Regions from separate parts of the Homo sapiens genome. Here region 2 is linked to region 1. A link is a loop called in an ENCODE intact Hi-C map of the cell type or tissue named here. Cell type or tissue: dorsolateral prefrontal cortex. All regions are shown on one strand. Links, peaks and the distances in the headings refer to the core of each region. The heading gives the core; the rest is flanking DNA.

Evidence for each region. Peaks named below come from ENCODE experiments on the same cell type or tissue, not always from the same donor. Only the 100,000 strongest peaks of a DNase experiment are listed, where the experiment ranks them.
Region 2: a loop joins it to region 1, with 3 times the contacts of the local background. A loop is called at or near these places in 6 of 110 quality-filtered maps.

What each region holds. Positions count from the first base shown.
Region 1 is chr1:197,310,409-197,318,758 of GRCh38, forward strand. The region is part of intron 1 of CRB1 (crumbs cell polarity complex component 1); the gene reads left to right. Among named protein-coding and RNA genes, the nearest start is that of CRB1, 46 kb to the left of the region's middle. In dorsolateral prefrontal cortex, for the core only: CTCF peaks have their summits at 4,345 and 4,547; no DNase peak of the experiment used is centred there; H3K4me3 peaks cover 928 bases; H3K27ac peaks cover 3,040 bases.
Region 2 is chr1:197,219,398-197,227,747 of GRCh38, forward strand. It overlaps a transcript of CRB1 not described here and the pseudogene LOC127011. Among named protein-coding and RNA genes, the nearest start is that of ZBTB41, 22 kb to the left of the region's middle. In dorsolateral prefrontal cortex, for the core only: a CTCF peak has its summit at 5,009 (motif pointing right); no DNase peak of the experiment used is centred there.

The DNA.
Region 1 (8,350 bases), core at 40-8,039:
AGCATTATCTCTTGTCAGGAAGTTGTCAGATCCCTGCATCTGCAGACCACAGATAATAGGGAAAAGGAACGTCAAGGTAAGATCTGTGTAATTAATTAGCTTGTTGAGCAAACAGTTGAAAGGGAAATGAATTTATTAATTTTTGAAATGTATTTTTACCAGATTAAGAGAAGCTTTAGAGTTCTATCAAAAAACTTCCAGATCAATCAACAAGTGATACATATCTATATCTATATAGATATAGATATAGAAAATTCAGTGAATAAAAAAGAAGTTACATACTAATAAATATATTAGCATATTCTATCTGGTTCACCTGATAACCATATTTGCATAGTCATATTAGTTCAATAATGACTTTTGTTTTTAATAGAAATTAAAATTACATAGGGCAGTTTAGGGGAGTAGGAAATATCATATGCTTCTCTTTGCATTATGTTTGTTAATATCCCATTGGCCAAAGCAGTCATGTAGCCAAACCTGACATCCACAGGGTAGAGAAATATATTCTCCCATGGAGATGAAGACACTAATGAATATTTTGATGAACAATAATCTCACCTATGACACCTGCCATTCATCTGACATAGAAATTTCCGATGAATTAAAAATCTAAACTTAAAAAGCTAAGCTAACTTTTAAATTTTAATGGTTTTATACTGACACAATTTCAGACTTCTAAAGTTGTTGCTTGCAGCATTAGTCACAGTAGCCAAGACATGGAAATAACTTAAATGTTCCTTGCTGGATTCATACAGAAAATATGATATACATATGCAATGGGATATTATTCAACCATCAAAAAGAATGAAATTCTGCCATCTGTGACAACATGGATGAACCTTGAGGGCATTATGCTAGGCGAAATAAGTCAGAAAGAGAAATGCAAATACTATATGATCTCATTTCTATGTGGAATTTTAAAAGTCAAACCCATGGAACATAGAATAGAATGGTGATTACCAGAGCCTGCAGGGTGAGGACATTTGAGAGATGTTGATCGAGGAAACAAACGTTCCGTTGTAAGATGAATAACCCCTGGAAATCTAATGTGCAAGAATAATTTTGCTTTCCAAGATTATACAAAATATTTCTTGTATTTCATTAAAAATTCATAGTTTTTAACTCTTGTTGCAACTACTTTATTTTTTTCCGGATTTATTGATGTACAATTGACAGATAATATTGTACACATTTAAGATGAACACTATGATGCTTAGATATATGTATATATTGTGAAATGATTACCACAATCAAGTTAGTTAACACATGCATCACCTCATATAGTTAGTGTGTGTGTGTGTGTGTGTGTGTGTGTGTGTGTGTGTGTGTGTGTGTTGAGAAGATTTAAGATCTACTCTCTCTGGAAATTTCAAGTATATAATACACTATTAATATTATTTATATCTTTTAATGGGAAATTCCCCAATTACCAGTGCTTATCTGTTTCTTATAGATTTGTAGGAGCTCTTTATCTGTTAAATATGCTGGATTCTTTTGCTCATCTTTTAAATTTTGAGTGATATATCTTTCTTTGTACAGAAACTTAAATTTCATATAGCCAAGTGTAAGTAAAACCTAAGGCTTTTCTCATAGTTTCTGCTATTCTTTTCTGTAAGTCGTAAGTAAATTATCACATCATAGATTTTCCCATAAACAACATAACTTAGGCATGTTGCTCCAGATTTGATGAGATGAAAAAATTTTTAATGTCCCTGAAAAAATATGTGTATATAATCAATATACAAATAAACCTTAGCAAGGAAAGATAACTACATAGTAACTGTTTATTAGTTGCTATTCACTGAAACAAAAGAAATCATAGAAACTGAATGAATATGCAACCTCTGTCAGTCATAAAACATTGTTAACAGGCTGGGTGCGGTGGCTCATGCCTGTAATCCCAGCAATTTAGGAGGCCGAGATGGATGAATCACCTGAGGTCAGGAGTTAGAGATAAGCCTGGCCAACATGGTGAAACCCAGTCTCTACTAAAAATACAAAAAAACAAAACAAACAAACAAAAAAGCTGGGCGTGGTGGCAGGCACTTGTAATCCGAGCCATCAGGAGGCTGAGGCAGGAGAACTGCCTGAACCCAGGATGGGGAGGTTGCAGTGAGTCGAGATGGCACCACTGCACTCCAGCCTGAGGGACAAGAGTGAAACTCCGTCTCAAAACAAACAAACAAACAAACACCCAAAAATAAAAACAATCTGTTAAGATAGAAAAAATATAATATGGCTACAAAATAATGACAATTATCTATTCAAATAAAATAAAAGAGAGCACTTTTATATTGTGTTTTTTACACATAGCAACATTTAATATTATTCTTGTATTTTTCATTATCTGTAATATATCAACTGCATTAATCCCTTTCCACAATATTTTATCCAGTTAAATTTTTTTACACATAGCAACATTTAATATTATTCTTGTATTTTTCATTCTCTGTAATATATCAAGTGCATTAATCCCTTTCAACAGTATTTTATCCAGTTAAGTTTTTTTATTTTTTAAATTGACACATCATTGTTTGTATTAGTCCATTCTCACACTGCTATAAAGAACTACCTGAGACTGGGTAACTTATGAAGGAAAGAGGTTTGATTGACTCACAGTTCTTCAGGCTTAACAAGAAACATGACTGGGAGGCCTCAGGAAACCTACAATCATGGCCAAAGGTGAAGGGGAACCAAGAACTTTCTTCACGTGGCAGCAGGGGAAAGAGAATGTGTGGTGGAGGGGAAGTGCCACACACTTTTAAACCATCAGATTTTGTGAGCACTCACTCACTATCACAAGAACATCATGGGGGAAATCTGCTCCCATGATCCAATCACCTGCCACCAGGTCCTTCCCCCAACACTGGGAATTACAATTCAACATAAGATTTGGGTGGGGACACAGAGCCAAACCATACTGTTGTACACATTTTTTGGGTGAATGTGATATTTTGATACATGTATACAATCTGTAATGATCAAATTAGGCCAATTGAGATATACATCACCTGAAACATTTATCTCTTCTTTGTGTTGGGAACATTACAATTCTTTCTCTTCTAGCTATCTAAAAATATGCAGTAAATTATGGTTAATTATAATATCCCTTATTTACTATCAAGTACTAGAATGTATTCCTTTTATCAAATTGCGTTTTTGTACCCATTGACCAACTTCTCTTTATACCTCTTTGCTTCCTTTCCCTTTCCAGCATCTGGTAACCATCAGTCTACCTCCATGATATCCACTTTTTTCACTCCCATGTATAAGTGAGAACATGTGATATTTGTCTTTCTGTGCCTGGCTTCTTTCACTTAACATAATGACCTCCAGTTCCATTCATGTTGCCGCAAATGACAGGATTTCATTCTTTTTGTGGTATATATACTACACTTAAAAATCCATTCATCTGTTGATGGACACAGGTTGATTCCATATCTCGCCTATTGTGAACAGTGCTTCAATAAACGTGGGAGTGCAAATATCTCAAGTCTTTAATCTATTTTGAGTTAGTATTTGTAGGTCTGGTTAAATTTTAAAAGGGTAACAGATTCATTAACTAGCACAGTTAAAACCAGTTTAAAAACGCCTGGCTAAGATTTGCTAAAAACCTGACTAAGATTTGCTAAGGTTCTTGGATCGACATCTTCCACCAAATTTGGGAAATATTTGGCCATTATTAATTCAGAATATTTTTCCTCCCTGTTCTTTTTCTCCTCTCCCTCTGGTACTGCAATTATATGGGAACCTACTTGGAATTATCCCACAGATCACTGCAGCTCTCTGCAGTTTTTTGAAATATTTTTTCTTTCCATTCTTCAGATTATGTAATTTCTGTTAATCGTCTTCAGATATGTGAATCCTTCCTTCTCTGGTTCCAATGTACTGTTCAGCCCATCAAGATTATTCTTCATTTCAGATATTTTACTTTTCAATTCTGAAATTCTCATTGGGTCCTTCTTATAGTTTTCATTTCTCTGCAAAGTTTTCTCATTGTTTACTCATATTCATTCTTTTATTTAAGTCCTTGAAAAATATTAAGTTCTTGCAAGCTAATTTCAACAGTTATGTCATTTCAATATTTATACTTTTTTCTTGATTATAGGTTAGATCTAATAATTTTTATTGTATATTGGACATTCAGACGATAATTAAAGGGGTTCCTGATTATGTTAACTTCCTTTAAAAGATTTGGAATTTTGTTCTGGCAGGCAGCTAAAATATGTTTTTTCCCTGTAAATCTTGATTTTATTCTTTGAATGCTTTTATTTTGTTTTTGAATGTATGGCATCTTTCTTTCTGTATAATGTGGTCTCTACTCCTAAAGAAAGGCCTTTCTGGTTTCTCAATGCTTGAGATGTTTAGTGTCATGTCTCTCCCTACTGGCTGAGCTGGAACTCCAACTCTCTAATTTCTGACAGTTTTGTTTATCTCTCAATCTCTCAGCAGATGATATCTGCTAGGCCCCTCAGAGACCCATGATGATTAATGAGTCTTTTGAGCCCATCCTCTGAGTGGCTCTTTCTTCTCTGGTGCTCTGGCCTATAAACTCTAATTGCTTCTGCTGCCTATGACTCTGACCTCATCCTCTTCAGCTCAGAAACATTGCTGCTCATCTCATTGTATTCCTTCTGTCTGCCCACAGCACAAAAGCCATTCCAAATCCAAATCCCAGGAGATCACTGGTGTATTTATGTGTGTTTCACATCTAGCAAAAATCATAGTTCTGCACTAACAGTGCTCAGTTCCCAAAAATAGAAACCTCATTTATTTCCTACCTTTTTTTTTAGTTGTTTACATCAGGAGGGCGAGTCTTGTACTAGCTACCCTGTCATTCCATCACAATGGCCAAACTAGTTTGGTTTCACAAAAGGCATCAAATATTTCCTGTGTGTCTTTGTGTTAAGCACTATTTTACACATATGAACTATTTATTATCTCATCATAACAAATTTCGGAAAAGCTTGGGGTTGACGGTAAATGCTATGTCAACACAGATCAGCCAAAGACACAGTTTCAGACACTTTCTTTCTCTCAGCTCCAAAGCTGTGCCTGCATAAAACTAAAATAAACAGATGGAAAGCAAAACATGCTGAGGGGTACAAAAATCCACATGTGTGGAGAAAAGTACCAGAAACAACATCTAATTTTTCCATTCATATAGACTCTCTAAGAGTGAAATTATACTTCATGAATATAAATATCCAAACAAAGACAACCAGCTGAAGCAAAGTAGTGTTTGCATCAACTTCCACATATTTGTTTAGACTTTCCCAAATAATGTGCTTAATTAAAAATAACCTTCAGGTGCAATGAGTTGAGTTGTTCAGTTTATTCAAAGTAACTTGCTCTTATTTGAGTGACTAGATGCATTTTTATTTTTGTTTTGGGTGAATTCAGTATCCTGAAAATGGCCAACACTTATTTGAATAATTTAAATTATTTCTTTTCAAATAAAATGTTTAAGATATAACAATTGCTTCTTACACTAACATTCTAAAAGGATAATCTTAGAGGTGAACTGAGGTCAATTGCCATGTATAAAGCTTATTCTGACTTCATATTTTTGAAGATTAGCCTTTTATTTACAACAATTTTTCTACTCAATGCATCATTGCTACAGGTTTTGGTTTAAGAAGTAACCCTAGATATATCTTAAGATCTTCACTAGGGGACAGGGGTTTTAAACATCATTGCCATCATCATTCTTGCATCATATCCTCATCACATGAGCTTTGGTTCAAAAATCAGATTTTAAACGATTTCAAAGTCAGACTTTTTTTTTTTTGAGACGGAGTCTCACTCTTTCGCCCAGGCCGGACTGCCGTGGCATGATCTTGGCTCACTGCAAGCTCCGCCTCCCGGGTTCACACCATTCTCCTGCCTCAGCCTCCTAAGTAGCTGGGACTACAGGCGCCCGCCACCGAGCCCGGCTGATTTTTTGTATTTTTAGTAGATACGGGGTTTCACCGTGTTAGCCAAGATGGTCTCATCTCCTGACCTCGTGATCCGCCCGCCTCGGCCTCCCAAAGTGCTGGGATTACAGGCGTGAGCCACCGCGCCCGTCCCAGATTTTTATATGTGTCTGTTGGAATATAAGAACCAAAGCACCATAAACTCCAGCTATAAAATTTGCTTGTTATTAATACACAAAGAAAGTGAATATTAAGAGACGAAGTCTGAGCCAAGAAAATAAAAAAAGTAATTATTTTTGGTTTAATTTATACATGCCATTTTTGCACAAAATAGTGCCAAAATTTAATGTCACATTCAAACTTTAAAATTCATTGAAGCAAACTCTCTCTGTTTAGAGATGCCATGATATTACATGGAGAACACCCCAATGACTTCACCAAAAAACCATTAAAATTAATAAACAAGTTCAGTAAAGTTTCAAGATATAAAATCAACATACAAAAATCAGTGATGTTTCTATACACCAATAGTGAATTGTCTGAAAAGAAAGCAAGAAAGCAATTTCACTTACAATGGCTACAAAAAAAAAAAACAAAAAAAAACCCAGAATGCCTAGTAATAAATTTAACCAAGGAGGTGAAAGATCTCTGCAATGAAAACCAAAAAACATTGAGGAGAGAAACTGAAGAAGACACATATATCTCATGTTCATGGATCAGAAGAAATAATATTGTTAAAATGTCCGTACAATGTACACCTCTGCACCTGCAGATTCAGTGCAATCTCTATCAAAATAGCAATGACAGGTGGGGCACGGTGGCTCACGCCTGTAATCCCAGCACTTTGGGAGGCCAAGGTGGGTGAATCACCCGAGGTCAAGAGTTCAAGACCAGCCTGACCAACATGGTGAAACCCCATCTCTACTAAAAATACAAAAATTAGCTTGGTGTGGTGGCACATGCCTGTAATCCCAGCTACTGGGGAGGCTGAGGCAGGACAATCACTTGAACTCGGGAAGCGGAGGTTGCAGTGAACCGAGATCACGCCTTTGCACTCCAGCCTGGGTGACAGAGTGAGACTCTGCCTCAAAAAAACAAAAAACAAAACAAAACAAACAAACAACAAAAAACCAATGACAATCTTCCCAAAATGAGAAAAAAAAAATCTTAAAATTTGTGTGCAACCACAGAAGGCCCCAAATTACCCAAGCAATCTTGAGCAAAAATAACACGGTTGGATACATCACATGACCTGACTTCAAAATATACCAAAAGGCTAGAGTAACCAAAACAGCATGGTAAATGGAATAAAAATAGACACATAGACTAATGAACTGAATAGAGGGCCCAGAAATAAATCCCTGCATCTACGGCCCACTAATTTTTGACAATGGTGCCAAGTATAGACAATGGGGAAAGGACAGCCTTTTCAATAAATGGTACTGGGTAAACTGCATATGCACATGCAGAACAATGAAACTAGACTCCTATCTCTCACCATATACAAAAATCAACTCAAAATTGATTAAAGACTTAAACATAAGACCTGAAATGAAACTACTAACAGAAAACATAGGGGAAAAGCTCTGTGACATTGGCCTAGGTAAGGATTTTTTTTTTTTGTAAAAAACCTCAAAAGTCTGAGCAACAAAAACAAATATAGACAAATAGGATTACATCAAACTAAAAAGCTTCTGCATAGCAAAGGGAACAATCAATAGAGCAAAGAGGCAACCTATAGAATGGGAGAAAATATTTGAAAACTCTACATCTAATAAGGGGTTAATATCCAAAATATATAAGAAACTCAACACCAACAACAAAAGTAAACCCATCAAAAAATGAGCGAAAGACTTGAGTAGATATTTCTCAAAAGAAGATATACAAATGGCCAACAGATAAATGAAAAAGAAGATGTTCAACATCAGAAATCATCAGGGAAAGGCAAATCAAGATGACAGAAATTTTCACCTCATTCCAATTAGAATGACTACTGTCAAAAAATCAGAAGATAACAAGTGTTGGTGAGGATGTGGAGAAAAGAGAAATTTTACACTCTGCTGGTGGGAATATAAATGAGTACAGCCATTTTGGAAAATATTAATAGTTTAGAGTTTCCTCAAAAAATAAAAATAGAACTACTGTATGATCCAGCAATCCCACTACTGTGTATACATCCAAAGGAAATGAAATAGGTACTTCGAAGAGATATCTGCACTCCTATGTTTATTGTAGTACCATTCACAATAACCAAAATATGGAATCAACCTCAATGCTCATCAATTTTTAAATGGATTTAAAAAGTACTATCACAAGGGAATGTTATTCAGTCATAAAACAATAAAATACTGTCATTTCCAGGAACATGGATGAACCTGGATGACATTATGTTAAGTAAAATAAGTCAGGCTTGGGAAGACAGTGCATGA
Region 2 (8,350 bases), core at 180-8,179, 91 kb before region 1:
CTTGAAAAATAGGGCTGATAGTAATAGTATGTACATCACAGAGGATTAAAAGAGACAATCCATGAGACACTGTCTAGTGCCAGGTCCATAAAGCTTACCTATTATTACCATTACTACTTCTTATACGACTGCTAATATAATGACTATTGTTCTTGCCATTTCACAGATGAGGCTAAGAGAGATTGAGAAACTTGTCCAAAGTCATGTCGCACAGCGAATACGCAGAGGAGTAAGATTTCAAATGCAAATATCCTCACATTACTCCTCTTAGCTTTGCTGAAGCATTTGAATGGCTTCCATTTGGTTTTAAGATACACACCAAAATTCTCAACAAAACTTGTATGATCTAAACTGCACTTACCTCTAAGTTTTATACTATGTTTCCCTCTCTCTGTGCTCCAGCCACAATGATCTTCTTTTACTTCCTGTAAGTCAGGTTGCTTGTTCTCTCCTCATAAACGGTTGTGTAGTACTATCTCTGTGTCAGTGGCACTCACTGTCTTACATATTTTCATCCTTCCATGAGAAGAGTTCATCTTTTCTTTAGGGAAGCTTTTGCTAACTTCTCTGACTAGGATAATGACCCAGTCACATGTTTTCCTGAAACTGCATACCTCTTCTTGGTAACACTTAACATAGCTATAATTTTTTTTGTGTGTTTTTCTGATTAGTACATTTCCTCCAGTAGACACAAGTCATCCTCTTTCTTTATTCTCCTTTGTGGGTCTGACCTACTATTTAACATGGAGAGGCTGAAAGAAAAAAAATTAACTAAAATTGATTGCAAAAAAGAAAAGGAATAAAAGGAACACAGTAAAGTGTTAAATAATAAAACAAATTGGATAAAGAGTTTAGGAAATGAAGTATTTTTAAAAGAGATGAATAAAAAGTAAGAACTAAGTAAAATAATGTAAAAAGATGTATAAACAAGTAAATAATGAACTTAGAAGAAGTAAAATAAAATGTGGACCAGCAACATAAAAACATTGGATTAGGCATTCAAGACAGGTGAGAACAAACCGTCCCTGACAGCTGAATACCTAGGCCCTGGTTTCAGACAGGGACTTCTGAGATGAGACAAGATCCAAGGAGATGGGAGCAGGGAGGGTGTCAGACCATGGGCTACAAGAGCTTTAGGGAGCAAAGGTAACTATTGCGTTTGCTTTCTTTTGAGAAGTTTTAGGTTGTTTTGTCAATGACAGCTAATGTTTGGCAAAGTGGTAACACAGGAAGAAAAATGTATTTCTTAGCATAATTATTGATATGGTTTGGATTTGTGTTCTTGCCCAAATCTCATGTCGAATTGGAGGAGGGGCCTGGTGAGAGGTGATTAGATCATGGGGGTGAATTTCCCCCTTGCTGTTCTGGTGATAGTGAGCTGATCATTTAAAAGTGTTTGGCACCTTCCCCCACCTCTTTTCCTGCTCTGCCATGTAAGACGTGCTTGCTTCACCTTTGCCTTACAATGTGATTGTAAGTTTCCTGAGGCTTCCCACTCATGCTTCCTGTACAGCCTGTGGAACTGTGAGTCAATTAAACCTCTTTTCTTCATAAATTACCCAGTCTCAGGTAGTTCTGTATAGCAGTGTGAGAACAGACTAATACAATTCTCTATAAGGAAGAGATCTACATGTCTTCTAACGGGCAGGCTAAACATAAAAAGGTAGTCACAGACTACGATACTTGTGTTTTGCCTGGGGTGCATAAGGTGTGTAAAGTGAAGGATAGAGTATAATTAGGAAAATAGAAGAGATTTTTAGAGGCCATGTTGGGTAGAGAGAAGAAAGCCAATGAGGAATAAAGCCAACTTCTAGCAGAAATGACAGTTAAGAAAAGGGCCTCAGTTTTAGGTGATAACTGCCTGATAGTATGCCACTGATTCATAAGAAACGGGAAGATAAAACAAGGGGTGAGCAAAGATTTTGGTGGGAAAGATTTGATAACTATAGAATTAGTGTAGAATATTGTAGGATGAGTTCAGTTTTAGAGTCAAGACCCTCTGTGTTCAAACCATACCTCATCACATTCTGTTAGTATTAGCTTTTATGCTCCTCAGACTGGAGTGAAAAATGGAGAGATGTGCTCAGTGTTTCAGTTCTTTCTGAAAAATAATTTTACTAGCAGTCATAAACATTTTTTACACTGACAAAAAGCACATATATTTTGAAGTAGGATGAAACATTTGCCTGACGAATTTAAAAAATAAAGACATTTCTCACTGATTAGTAGTAGCTGTGGGATATGCCTTCATATTTCTTGCAGCCCATATTCAATTTCCTTTGTCATTAAGAGGACTTTAGTTAAAAAAAAATAATAAAGAGGCTGTATGAACCTGTTTTGAATCACTATAAAATTGGGGTTGGGTGGTGGTGGAATGACTTTGTATATCTAACCACCTAGCCCTGATCCTGACATATGCTCAGTGACTGAAAGTACTATTTTCCTTGCCCTGCTCCTCCTCTCTTCCATTTATGACAAGAATAGGTGATGCTTCAATTTTTATTTAACCATTTTTTTAAATTCCTCTTCCAATATTGGGCAACTACAGATCTTTCCAACCAAAATCTTTGCTCACAGGAATATCTATAAAATATTTCTATATCAAATATATAGTGGAGGATATTCTTTTAGAAAATATTCAATATATACAGGTATAATTTTATTTTTTACTTTTTTTAAAAAATATATTCCTTTAGGCGATGAAAGGACAAGCCCCAGGAGTCAGGATGAGTCCTAATGCCGTCACCCAGTCACACCGCAGTGCTTGCCTGTGTCCTGCCGGCCCGCTCCTTGTTGCCCTGCACTGCGCGGCCGCAGCGGCACCATGATTGTGTTTGCCGTGCTCCTGTCGTTGGTGGCGGGTGTTTGAGGGAACGAGTTTAGTTCTTGGTCTGTTATTTTCAGAAATGGAAATTGGCCTATACCGGGAGAGTGAATCCCAGACGTGGCTGCATTGTCCATGGCCTTCTCTGTGAAGGAAAACCTTTCTTGGCCAGGACTTGCAGTAGGTGACCTATTTCATCGTCCTCGGGCTACCGTCATGGTGATGGTGAAGGGAGTGGACAAACTGGCTCTACCACCAGGCAGTGTCATTTCATACCCTTTGGAGAATGCAGTTCCGTTTGGTCTTGGCAGTGTTGCAAATTCCATTCGCTCTTTATTTTCTGACGAAACTCCTGTTGTTTTGCAGTTGGCTCCTAGTGAGGAAAGAGTGTATTTGGTAGGGAAGGCAAACTCAGTGTTTGAAGACCTTTCAGTCACCTTAGGACAGCTCCATAATTACTTGTTTCAGGAAAACTCCATTCTCAGTTCATTTCCCCTGAATTCTCTGAGTAGGAACAATGGAGTTGACTTGCTCTTTCTTTCTGAACTCCAAGTGCTACATGATATTTCAAGCTTGGTGTCTTGTCATAAGCATCTAGCCAAGGATCATTCTCCTGATTTATATTCACTGGAGCTGGCAGGTTTGGATGAAATTGGGAAGCATTACAGGGAAGACTCTGAACAATTCATAGTTGCTTCTAAAATCCTGTTGACGCTCTGCAAGAGTTTGCAGATAACATGTACAATCTTTACAGTGGGAATGCAGTGGTAGAGTTAGTCACTATTAAGTCATTTGACACCTCCCTTATGAGGAAGACAAGGACTATCTTTGAGGCAAAATAAGTGAAGAACCCAGCAAGTCCCTATAACCTTGCGTATAATTTTGAATATTCAGTGATTTTCAACATGATACTTTGGATAATGATTGCCTTGGCCCTGGCTGTGATTATCACTTCTTACAATATTTGGAACATGGATCCTGGATATGATAGCATCATTTATAGGATTACAAACCAGAAGATTCGAATAGATTGAATATTCCTTGTGCCAGAATTAGAAAAGGGGTTTGGAAATTGGCTGTTTTGTTAAAATATATCATACATTGTGGTTTAAAGTAGATAGCATACTTTAAATTTATTAAAACCTCACATTTCTTCTCTATTTTGTGTGTGCCTATGGTTTTTTTTAGAGTGAATTACAGTATTGATGTGAATCAAACTGTACAGTGTAGATTCCATAATATACTGAAATATATCATAGCCATTTAATAACACGATTTCATTCCCTTTAATGAGTTTGGAAATATGCACTGAAAGAAATTAAAACATTTAGAATAGCTTGTGTTATTTATTATGGAAAAATGCACTGAATTTATTAGAGAAACTTATGAATGTTTAACTTCTTTACACAGCATAGGTGAAAATCATATTTGGACTGTTGTATACTATGAACAATTTGTAAATGTCTTCATTTGATATAAGTATCTCTGAAACAAGAGGAAAGGTTTTTAACTTCGAATAGCCCTAAAATATGGATGTGCTTATACAGTCACTTAGTTTTGGAACTCTTTCTGATTGACAGAGGATGGCTGTTTTTTAACCTTCTTCAAGTTTGGTGACCCATACTCTAGTATGGATACTAAAAATATTACATTTATGTAAGAAGAAACTAGCCTTGTGGAGTATAGATGCTTTTAATTATACACACAAAAATCATTGAGGCATGAACATAAAATATTTTTAGTTCAGTAACTTCTCCCCCTGTGTAAGGTACTATGGTTTGTGGTCCAACTTCATCCTGTAGAATATTAAGTGGAAGTGGATGAGTTCTACTTTTTGGAATGGACTCATGTCTATAAAGACTGACACGTTAATAATAATTCCGAAAAAATTTTTCTTTAAAGCTCTTGTACCGAAAAAATTTTTCTTTAAAGCTCTTGTACTTAGCCAATATTTAATGTCCTGTTTACATAATGGAGTCTGAAACTCAGAGGAACTTCCTGGGGACCCAAAAAGTATAATGTATATCAAATAGAGTGAGATATATATTCATTCTGTATATTCAGGTCATAAAACACAATTACATTTAAAAGAATTTTAGACAGAAGCGACTTTGAATATATTACAGCTGCAATGCAGAAACACATTAAAGTTTTATGGATAAACATTTTTTCCACTGGAGGGTGCAATTTGTCAGTATATCAAAATAGTCACAGTTCCTTTAATGAGTATACTTTATAAATAATATCAGAGAGCTGATTATTTCCAAGACACTAACATAGAATGCTGAGCAGATTTCATGAAACTTTAAATAAATGAAATTTCACCAATAGGAATATGGGCTTTATTCCACAATATCCTTATGTGGAATATACTTACAATTAGGATCAAGTAAGCTGAACATAATTTTATTCTTCTGTTACCTTTTTTGGATACCATATATGACTTTCTTGGCTATTAATACTGCAAAAATATATACTAATAATTCATGCTGAAGATACAGTCCTACTTATAATATTATTAAGTTTTATAGTTGTTTTCTTTAGCAGTCTATGCATTTATTTACAATTCTTTATGAAATATGGATTTATTTTATTAGACTTTATACTCAGTAATAATGAGTAGTCTAAGATGAAATGTAAATTAAATAAGCATAAAACTAACATACATTTAACAAACTTTCTTTTATTATATATATCATATAGTATGAAGGCTATTAGATAATATGTGCTTGAGATATAATACTAATGAAACAAATTATAATAAAAGCTAGTATTTATTAAGCACTGGCTAGGTGTTAGGCACAGTTCTATATTTATTAACTTTGCATTTGTAATTTACTTCCTTATCACAACAACCTCAACAAATAGGTATCATTTTCTCCATTTCACAGATGAATTGAATGTGCCAAGATTTCTTGTCCAAGTCCATACAATTAATACCAGAACTCCACCGAGATGGCCTGGCTCCAGGGCCCAGATTTAATCACTATTCTACAGCTATGTTAACCTTGTTGATGCCATCCACTGCTACTCAAATACCAACGTGTTGATTTTTATTTTAGACACTTGAAGACAGGCACTTTCCATTATGAATTAATGTTTCAAAGATATCCATCAAATATGTATTTGTGTTTTCTATTCTGCCTAAATTAATAGAACTTCTTTAATTATGACTTAGATAAATGAACTTGTGGCAGAGCATCTTAATTGCCTACCCCAGCAGCTCTTTCCATCCCTCTCAGTAACAGAACACCAATATTTTGCTGGCATATTGCCACAGTATAAGGCTGCATTTTCCAGCCTCCCTCTCAGATATTAATGGCCACATAAATGAATGGGCAATGAAATGTTAAGTGTAAGTGTTGTGTGGAACTTCCAGGGAGTCTCCTCAAAAGCGGAGGTCTGTGATCTTGCTACACTTACTCTTAATTACTCTTTTCCACTACCTGCAATGTGGGCATGAAAACAGCTGGAGCTTAACAGCCATTTTGGATCTTGGGGCAGGATAACAGAATGACAGCCAGACAAGGCAGGAACTGCTGTTTCCTTTAAGCCCATATTTTGAAGCTTTCTCGCATACACAGCTGTATCTAATCCTACTAACAAGTTTGATAGGTTTTAAGAGTTCATTTTGTCTATCTTTTGAGCCTCGGTCCACCCCAGACCACAGCCTTTCTTTCTTTTTTTTTCTTTTTTTCAGACGGTAATCGCACTCTGTCACTCAGGCTGGAGTGCAGTGGTGCCATCCCTGCTTACTGCAACCCTGCCTCCTGGGTCCAAGCTATTCTCGTGCCTCAGTCTCCTGAGGAGCTGGGACCACAGGAGCACACCACTATGCCCAACTAACTTTTGTATCTTTTGTGGAGATGTGGAGATGGGGTTTCGCCATGTTGCCCAGGCTGGTTTTGGACTCCTGAACTCAAGCCATCCACCTGCCTCAGCCTCCCAAAGTGTGGGGATTACAGGCATGAGCCACTGCACCCAATTGATGTGATTCTACCATGAGGTCATCAAATATCCTTACAGGCTACATGAACTTTGAATATGTTATTAAGCTACTAATATATTTTATGCTTATTTTTTACCTCATAATTTTTTAAAGATCATTTCTACCTGAAGTCCAAAATTAATTACTTAAATAATTCTACAAGTAGTAGTAACTTGTGTAGTAGTGATTAGTGATTGACTTTTAAATTGTCAATTATTAAAATACTTTAGTTTTTGCAGATTATATTTCCCCTTTTGTAACCAGGAAGATACTTGTTTTAGACTGTGTGTTTGTGCCCTGTCCCCTGCCACCCATCTGTTGAAATCCTAACCCCCAGTGGGATAATATTAGGAGGAGGTCAGGCCTCTGGGCAGTAATTAGGTTTAGATGAGGTCATGAGGGTAGAGCCCTCATGATGGGATTAGCATCCATAGAAGAAGAGAGAGACAAGATTCTCTCTCTCCGTGTGTGTTCTCACACCAAGGAAGGCCATGTGAGGTTGTTTTCAGGAAAAGGACTGTTTCCATGCTGCTGTAAAGATAAACTCAAGATTGGGAAGAAAAAGAAGTTTAATTGGACTTACAGTTCCACATGGCTGGGGAGGCCTCAATCATGGCAGGAGGTGAAAGGCACTTCTTACATGGTGATGACAAGAGAAAATGAGGTGATGCAAGAGCAGAAACCCCTGATAAAACCATTGGATCTTGTGAGGCTTGTTCACTACCATAAGAACAGTATGGGGGGAAACTGCCCCCATGATTCAAATTATCTCCCACCAGGTTCCTCCCACAACATGTGGGAATTATAGGAGTACAATTCAAGATGAGCTTTGGGTGGGGACACAGAGCCAAACCATATCATTCCATCCTTGACCCCTCCAAATCTCATGTCCTCATATTTCAAAACCAATCATGCCTTCCCAACAGTCCCCCAAAGTCTTATCTCATTTCAGCATTAAGCCAAAAGTCCACAGCCCAGAGTGTCATCTGAGACAAGGCAAGTTCCTTCTGCCTATGAGCCTGTAAAATCAAAAGCAAGCTAGTTACTTCCTAGATACAATGGGGGTACAGGTATTGTGTAAGTACAGCCATTCCAAATGAGAGAAATTGGCCAAAACAAAGGGGTTACAGAGCCCATGCAAGTTCGAAATCCAGAAGGGTAGTCAAATTCTTTTTTTCTTTTTCTTTTTTTTTTTTTTTTTGAGATGGAGTCTCGCTCATCGCCCAGGCTGGAGTGCGTGGCACGAAGGGCAGTCAAATTCTAAACCTCCAAAATGATCTCCTTTGACTCCATGTCTCACATCCAGGTCATGCTGATGCAAGAGGTAGGTTCTCATAGTCTTGGGCAGCTCTGCCCCTGTGGTTTTGCAGGGTATAGCCCCCCTCCTGGCTGCTTTCACAGGCTGGCATTCAGTGTCTGTGGCTTTTCCAGGCTCATGGTACAAGCTGTCAGTGGATCTACAATTCTGGCGTCTGGGGGACAGTGGCCTGCTCCTAGTGGAGCCCCCACACAGCTCCACGAGGCAGTGCCCCAGTAGG